Regions from separate parts of the Mus musculus genome. Here region 2 is linked to region 1. The links are chromatin contacts, found by Hi-C or POLR2A ChIA-PET in ENCODE. All regions are on one chromosome and are shown on one strand. The core of a region is the stretch at or near the end of the contact, and the rest is flanking DNA. Distances in the headings are between cores, read along the strand shown.

Region 1 (3,325 bases), core at 43-2,542:
TCCTAGGTCTCCCATCCAAGTACTAAGCAGGTCTAATCTTGCTCGGCTTCTGAGGACAAACAAGGTCAGGTACACTCAGGGCAATATGGCCATAGACACAAAGTAAAGATCTTCAGATGGGGAAAGAAGACAGTAAGGCCATTGCTAGCTTATTTAGATCTAGGAAGAAATCCTAGATAAGAACTCCTGACCCAACAGTGTTTGGAAAACAAAATGAAGCAGGGAAGTCAGACAGCCAATAGTGGTACACTACTCAGCTAAGGAGATGCTCGGTGGGGGGAAGAATGCTTGCTGTTCAAGTGTGGGGACCTGAATCCCCAGAACAGACTTGTAAGGGACATGATGACTCCTGGCAGCTGGCTGCACCCCTCTGAGCCTTATCTGTGAACTCAAAGACAACTCCTATGAACTCACAGTTGACAAATAGTGCTATGAATAAATTCCCAACCCTAAAACTGAGAACTGGAAATCCTGCATGTGGCTGGACTACCAGCACTCTAAGATCTTTCATTAAGACACGTCTTCCAAATGAACTGAAAACCTGATTCAAACACAGAACTCCAGGTACTAGCATTCTGATAGCTAAAAGAACCTGGCTGAGACATGTTGTAAACAAGGGACCAGATTCATGTTCCCACTTCTTAGACAGGAAGACCATCAAGTCCAAGAAGTCACTTGATGGGACCTGAAACCCCCATCTGCTTACTTAGAGTCCATGAAATGTGCACCCAACAAAGATCCTGAAACAGCACTTGCCTGCAGGAGTTACCTGTGGGTGCTGAGTTCAGGGACCTGCCAGTGTCATCCCCACTGTGACAGCCAGAGACCCAGGGTCCTTCCTGAGAAGTGTGTCTGTGTGCCCCTGTAGCTCTGAGCTGCATGAGCCTGTAGCCCCGCACTCCCTAACCCTCCTCTCTCTGTCTCGCCACCACCTGTACACAGGTTCTGTGTCTGCAGGGTTCAGAGGTGGGAGGGGCTCCCTCCCGTTCCCTCTGAGCACATTATAGATTCTCCTAGGTGCTACAGACCCAACCCAAAATTGGAATTAAACACCTTTGAAACAAGCTCCATGGAAGGAAGTCACTGTTCAATCTGAAAATTTTTCTCTCCCTCCATTCATTTGTAGATCTCTCCCTAAGGTGGGGATGGTCAGATGGCTTCTGTAGCCAGATTGTAACTCACCATAGCTATGATAGGTGCTTACATCCCTGTGAATGTCCCTTTCTGCCTAAGAAGGGAGGGGCTGAGGACCCACACTGTCATATTCTGGGGTCCCTGAGCTCCTGTCCCAGAAGCTCTGCAGTCACTAACAAGCCTCCCAGGGCCAGGCTGATGATGTTTTGAGAAGTACTCTCTCTCTCCTGGAACTAGAGACCCTGGGGTCTTTTTTCCCCAGCATTCAGCCCTAAGCCTCAGAGTAAGGAAAGAATAATTGGAATCCTCCTTTAGGGACAGCAGTCACAAATGCATCCCTAACTCCATCAGTGCTCCTGATAATCTATAAGGGGTGTCACCTCAGCTGGTCAAGGCTGTTTCCCAAAGACTCTGCCTTTGTGGAAGAAAACAGTAGATGATTTGATGTTGTTACTTGGGTTGCTCAGGACTAATTTAGAGACCCAGAGCTTCCACATGTCTGTTCTTTCTAGCTAGTTTTTAGTCACTAAACATCTTAGTTAGGGCTTTATTGCTGTGAAGAGACACCATGTCCACTTAATTGGGGCTGGCTTACAGTACAGAGGTTTGTCCACTGTCATGATGTCAGGAAGCATGACTGCATGTAGGCATGCTAGAGAGGTAGCAGGTAGCTGAGAGTTCTGCATCTGGATATGCAGACAGAAAGAAGAGAGTGACACTGGGCCTGGCTTGAGCATCTGAAACCTCAACACCCACCCACTGTGACAGGCATACTTCCTCCAACAAGGCCACACCTACTCCAAGGTCACACCTACTCCAACAAACCTACATCTCCAATAATGCCACTCTCTGTGAGTCTCTGGCAGCCATTTTCATTCAAACCACCACATCCATGCTCTCCTCAAGTTCTCCCCACCCCTCAGAACCACACTAATGTTCTGGCCTGCTGCAACTGACTACATAGAGCACCCACCACTGCTGCCATCATCTGTCCACCCTCTGCACCAGGCTCCAGATCAGACTCTGGCTACCCAGTACCCCCACCCCCATTTAAACATAAGTCCATTACATGGACTAAATAGGTTATATTTATATTTGTGTCTGTGTGTGCATAGACATATTCATGCAATAACCATTAGTGATAAAAGACACCATGAATGTGAAGAAGAACAGGGTATATGGGAACATTTGGAGGGAGAAAAGAGAAGGGAGAAATGTAACTATATTATAATATCAAAAACAAAAAAGATTTATTTTATGTGTATGAATGTTTTTATCTGCAAGCATGTATGTACGTTGAGTGTGTGTCCACAGAGGTCAGATGAGAACATTGAATCCCCTAGAACTGGAGTTATAGATGATTATAATCTGCATTCAGGTGCTGGTAATGGAACCTGTGCAAGACAGGTTCACACACACAGTCCTCTGCAAGAACAGCCAGTGCTCTTAACCACTAAGCCGTCTCTCTAATCCCATGTCATAATATTGAGCCATTGTTCGGTCTTCTGTCTTGCATGTTGGATCATGGATTTCCCTTCCTCACTATTAAAAGTTGGACCTGAAGGACATCTTCTGTCACTACCATGTTCCCTTCCTTGTCCAAGATTATCATCCTCTATGCATGTCTGCTTTTTCATTAAAAAAAAAAAAATTGTTGCCAGGCGTGGTGGTACATGCCTTTAATCCCAGCATTTGGGAAGCAGAGGCAGGCGAATTTCTGAGTTCGAGGCCAGCCTGGTCTACAGAGTTCCAGGACAGCCAGGGCTATACAGAGAAACTCTGTCTCGAAAAAAGAAAAAAAATTGTTGAGCTCAAGGCCAATCTGGTCTACAGGGAGTCCCAGGTCAGCCAGGACTACACAGAGAAACTCTGTCTCAAAAAACAAACAAATAGGGACTGGAGAGATGGCTCAGCAGTTGAGAGCACTGACTGCTCTTCTGAAGGTCCAGAGTTCAAAGCCCAGCAACCACATTGTGGCTCACAACCATCTGTAATGAGATCTGATACCCTCTTCTGGTGTGTCTAAAGACTGTTACAGTATACTTACATATAATGAGTAAATAAATCTTGGGGCCAAAGCAAGTGGAGCCAGAGAGAGAAGGGGAAAAAAACAAAACAAAACAAAACAAAACAAATAAATATATATAATATATATTTTTTAAATCTATATATTATATGTATAGTGTGTGTG
Region 2 (3,606 bases), core at 677-3,176, 58 kb before region 1:
TGCCACACCCACTGTCCCTGAAAGAAAGAGCTGGTGACAACCATGCCATCCTCCCAAACATCGTCCTACCCCAAACCCCCTGCCTCTCATTCACAGGGGCCATGTCACTGTCCTGCTAGTCCCTGGTCCTTACCAGTCAGGCGGGCCACAGCATCAGCAGCAAAGACAGCAGTGACCTCGTGGCGTGTGTCTACCACTCGGATACCCAGCTTCTCACAGGCCACCAGCAGTGGGGAAATGTGCCCACCGACCAATGTGAAGACAAAGCGTACACCATGGGCTCGGAGCACAGCTGCGACACTCTCTCCACCATGCCGGATGCTTGTCTTGTCCACCTGGGTCAAAGGAGATGAGGAACAAGACAGTCAGAGGCCAGCCCAGGAGCAGGTACAAGAACAGGCAGGGGTAAGGTCAGAAGACAGACGAACTTAGATTCTGGTTAGAGACATACCACTTTAAATCCAATTCAGAGAAGGGTACACTGACTTAGCAAATTTATTGTTCTCTTTGTCCTACAGCTAAAAATGCCAAGACTTGCCCAAGTGATAGACTCCAACAGAAGAAATGTTCTTTTTGAAACTGTACTGAGGATTGAACCCTGGGCATAGATAGTGTTAGACAAGCACTCTAACCACTGAGCTATATCATCAGCTTTTACTAGGACAAGGTCTCACGAGGCTTTGAACTCCTTATGTAGCTTAGGCAGGGCTTGAATTTGTGACCATCTCTCCCCAGCCTACCAAGTAGCAGACTGAGATAAAGCCTATGTTCTTAAGTGGCTCTGGAGATTATAATGCCTGCTCCAGAGATACTGGGCCAGTTGAGAAGAAAGGAGATAGAGGTTAAATCTACAGAGAATCCAGGAGAGCCTGGCAAGAGGCAGAAGGCCCCTGGCTTAGATGTGTGCCTGCTTCCTAGTATCCCTGCAGGGCCTGGCACTTGGAGTGCTAACTCCATCCAGCCTATTGCCTCCCTCTGCTAGTGAGGCACAGGTCCAGCTGACATGCTGCCAGCAGCCATATGCCTAGCACGGAAGTGACTCCTGGCACAGACTACCCTGAGCATCCAAGCCTCAGTAGCTTCACGATCCCTACATACTTCAAGGTCAGTGGCACTGTCCCTGTCTAGAAGAAAAGGGACTGGGTAAGGGCAAGAATTTCTCAGAATGGAACAAGTGGTTTATAAGTATGACTTGTGGGGTCAGCTTTTCCCAAATCTGTCATCTAGAGAAAATACTAAACTTCTCTGTAGATCATTTGCCTCTTGTGGGCACAAGGACAGAAATTATAGCACTTACTTTGGTGAAGATGGTACGAAATATGCTAAGACAGTTCCTCAGAAGGGCTTACTATCAGAGCCCATTCCCTCCCCTGCCTACCTTCAGCCCACCAATCTCACTATGTTTAAAAGGCCTGCTCTGTTAAAATGACTCAGGCCCCTGGGTATGGAGGTAGGCGGAGAATGTGTGCTGTCCAGACAACGACAATTTCCCCATTATCTCGTACTAGTTACAAAGTCCAGGCCCATATACAGTTTGGCAAAGGGACAGAGCTCTGTAAAGAATCTCCCAACCAGCCACTTCTAGACTAGCTGGGACTCGCTTTCCACACCTGCACAGTGGATGAGCTGGAGAAACACCTTTAGTGCCTTCCTCCTACCCCTAGCCCTCCTTCTACCCTAAGCACCTTGTGCATCAGCTGATAGAAGAGCCCCAGTCTGTGAGCGACGCCCAGCACGGCAGCCACCAGCGTCCCAAACGCCAGGAGCAGGAAGGAGGGGAAGAAGCCTCCCGCAGATGCAGCGGCCGCAGAAGTTTCCATGAGGCAGAACCTAAGTAAGAAAGCACAGAGCCAGAATCTTAGTACTATAATCTAATCCGGAAGCAGGATCGTCCGCCGGACCTGGGCCACACCTCCCCGACCTGCCAGGCCACGCCCACAGACGCATCTAGACTGGACTTAAAGCCACGCCCCAGTGAGGCTAAGTCCGCCCCCTGACGTCACCACCTTCAAACTAAAAGTAGGCCACAGCAGGTCAAGGCGATCGCAGTAGCACCGAAACAAGGTTGAAATTCCTACTTACCTATCTGTTAACGAGCCCATGCAGAACCCACCCTCCTCAACGCTGGACTGGGGCTCAGCGGAGAGCCCGCCTCGCGCTTACATCATTGAGTCGTAAGGCCACACCCCCATCGGATCGCGCAGCCTAGGGTACGCTCCCCCACCCTCCCCACACACACCAGACTCTTGACCTTTGGCCTTCAGCCGAGGTCACTTTTCAATAGGATGCGCCTTCAGCTCCACTACATAGAACTCCCTTCCACCCATCCCCAAACAAGGCCCTATGACCTTTGCCTATAGGAAAGGTCCCTGACTGCAGTGGAACTCTGCCGCTTCTGGGTCACGTGACTGGGGAGTGTGGAGTGGTGCCCCTTTTGCCCACTTGGCTCTGCAGCGCCCCGTAGTTCAACGAGACGCGCGTGCGCCAAACTGGAGTCTCGCTGAAAAAGCTATCCGAAAGAGACGTTTATCATTGGTCGCTTCTCTCTCTCGCCTCTAATTGGCTAACATTACACCGCGCCTTCCACACCCGCGAGAACCATCTCGCGGCACGTTCCACGGGCGTGGACTGTGACACACCCCCCACCCGAGCTCCCCAGAACCCGCATTCCCGACCGCAACATATGCAAGCCCCTCCCCTTCCTGGACCACTGTGAGGCTTTGCAGGATGTTTAGAGAACTCCCTAGTGTTTGGTGCCAGGCCGGTTCAGTCATTTTCCAGGTTTCCAGCATCTGGGGACCTTTTACAAACTCCGATCTGTCTTACAAATCCCTTTCTCCAATTTATGTCTTTTTCTTTGACTGGCTTTTAATCAGGACCATCTGTGTAACCAAGAGTTTTGAGCTATTTGTTGAAGCCTGAACAATGGATATTTAACAATGTAAACCAGTGTAATAGTATGTGCTTTTATTCCCACCATTCCGAGTTCAAGACCAGGCTCTTCTCCATAGTGAGTTCCAGGACAAGCAGGAGTGCATAGAGACCAACCAAAAATCACAATCGCTTCAGCTGTGTCATGTCCACAAGATAGCATTCCACAGCCTTTCTCCCCATCTTTTGGCTCTTATATTCTTTCCACTTCCTCTTCCTTGGTGTTCCCTGACCTTTGCAAGCCATGGTATAAATGCCCTGTTTAAAGCTGATCGTTCAGCCATCCCTTCTCAGCAACTATGGTCTCTGATTAAGTTCTGTGATGGAACATTTGCCTAGCACAGGCAAAGCCATGGGTACCCACAAAAACCTACTCAACTATTTTTAGCCAAACTACCGTATGAATTATTTATGCTTACTGGCTGTGAGCATGCCTCCAATTTCGTCTTGAATCAAACAAGGTAGGCTTTTCCCTGCCATTCCATAAGAGTTGTTTTGGGAGAGTGCAGGGGCTGGACCTAGATTCTCTACCCATTTATAGCAGATGTGCAGCTTGGTCTTCTTGTGAGTCTCCTAACAATTGGAGCAGGGGCTGGCTGTCTCTGACTCTGCCTGCCATTGGATCCCCTTCCCCCAGCTGGTCTGCCTAGTCGGGATTCTGTGGGAGAGACCATG

What was found. Hi-C counts contacts between places; a loop is a spot of excess contacts on that map. ChIA-PET counts read pairs that join two places held with the same protein, here RNA polymerase II (POLR2A).
Region 2: a loop to region 1 is called in a map of T-helper 2 cell, with 2.3 times the contacts of the local background. The contact joins the promoter of Ilvbl here to the promoter of Olfr1358 in region 1. A Hi-C loop is called at or near these places in 2 of 37 maps with a recorded cell type or tissue (Patski and T-helper 2 cell). POLR2A ChIA-PET finds 5 or more read pairs at or near these places in 1 of 5 experiments (Patski).

What each region holds. Positions count from the first base shown.
Region 1 is chr10:78,515,395-78,518,719 of GRCm38, reverse strand. Olfr1358 (olfactory receptor 1358) reads right to left here and starts at 1,292. Exons shown (of 2, transcript NM_001370810.1): 1 at 1,183-1,292. The coding sequence starts at 1,185. The region is part of intron 1 of Gm47944 (a long non-coding RNA gene); the gene reads left to right.
Region 2 is chr10:78,573,311-78,576,916 of GRCm38, reverse strand. Ilvbl (ilvB (bacterial acetolactate synthase)-like) reads right to left here and starts at 1,926. Exons shown (of 15, transcript NM_001359302.1): 1 at 1,686-1,926; 2 at 134-335; 3 at 1-17. The coding sequence starts at 1,820.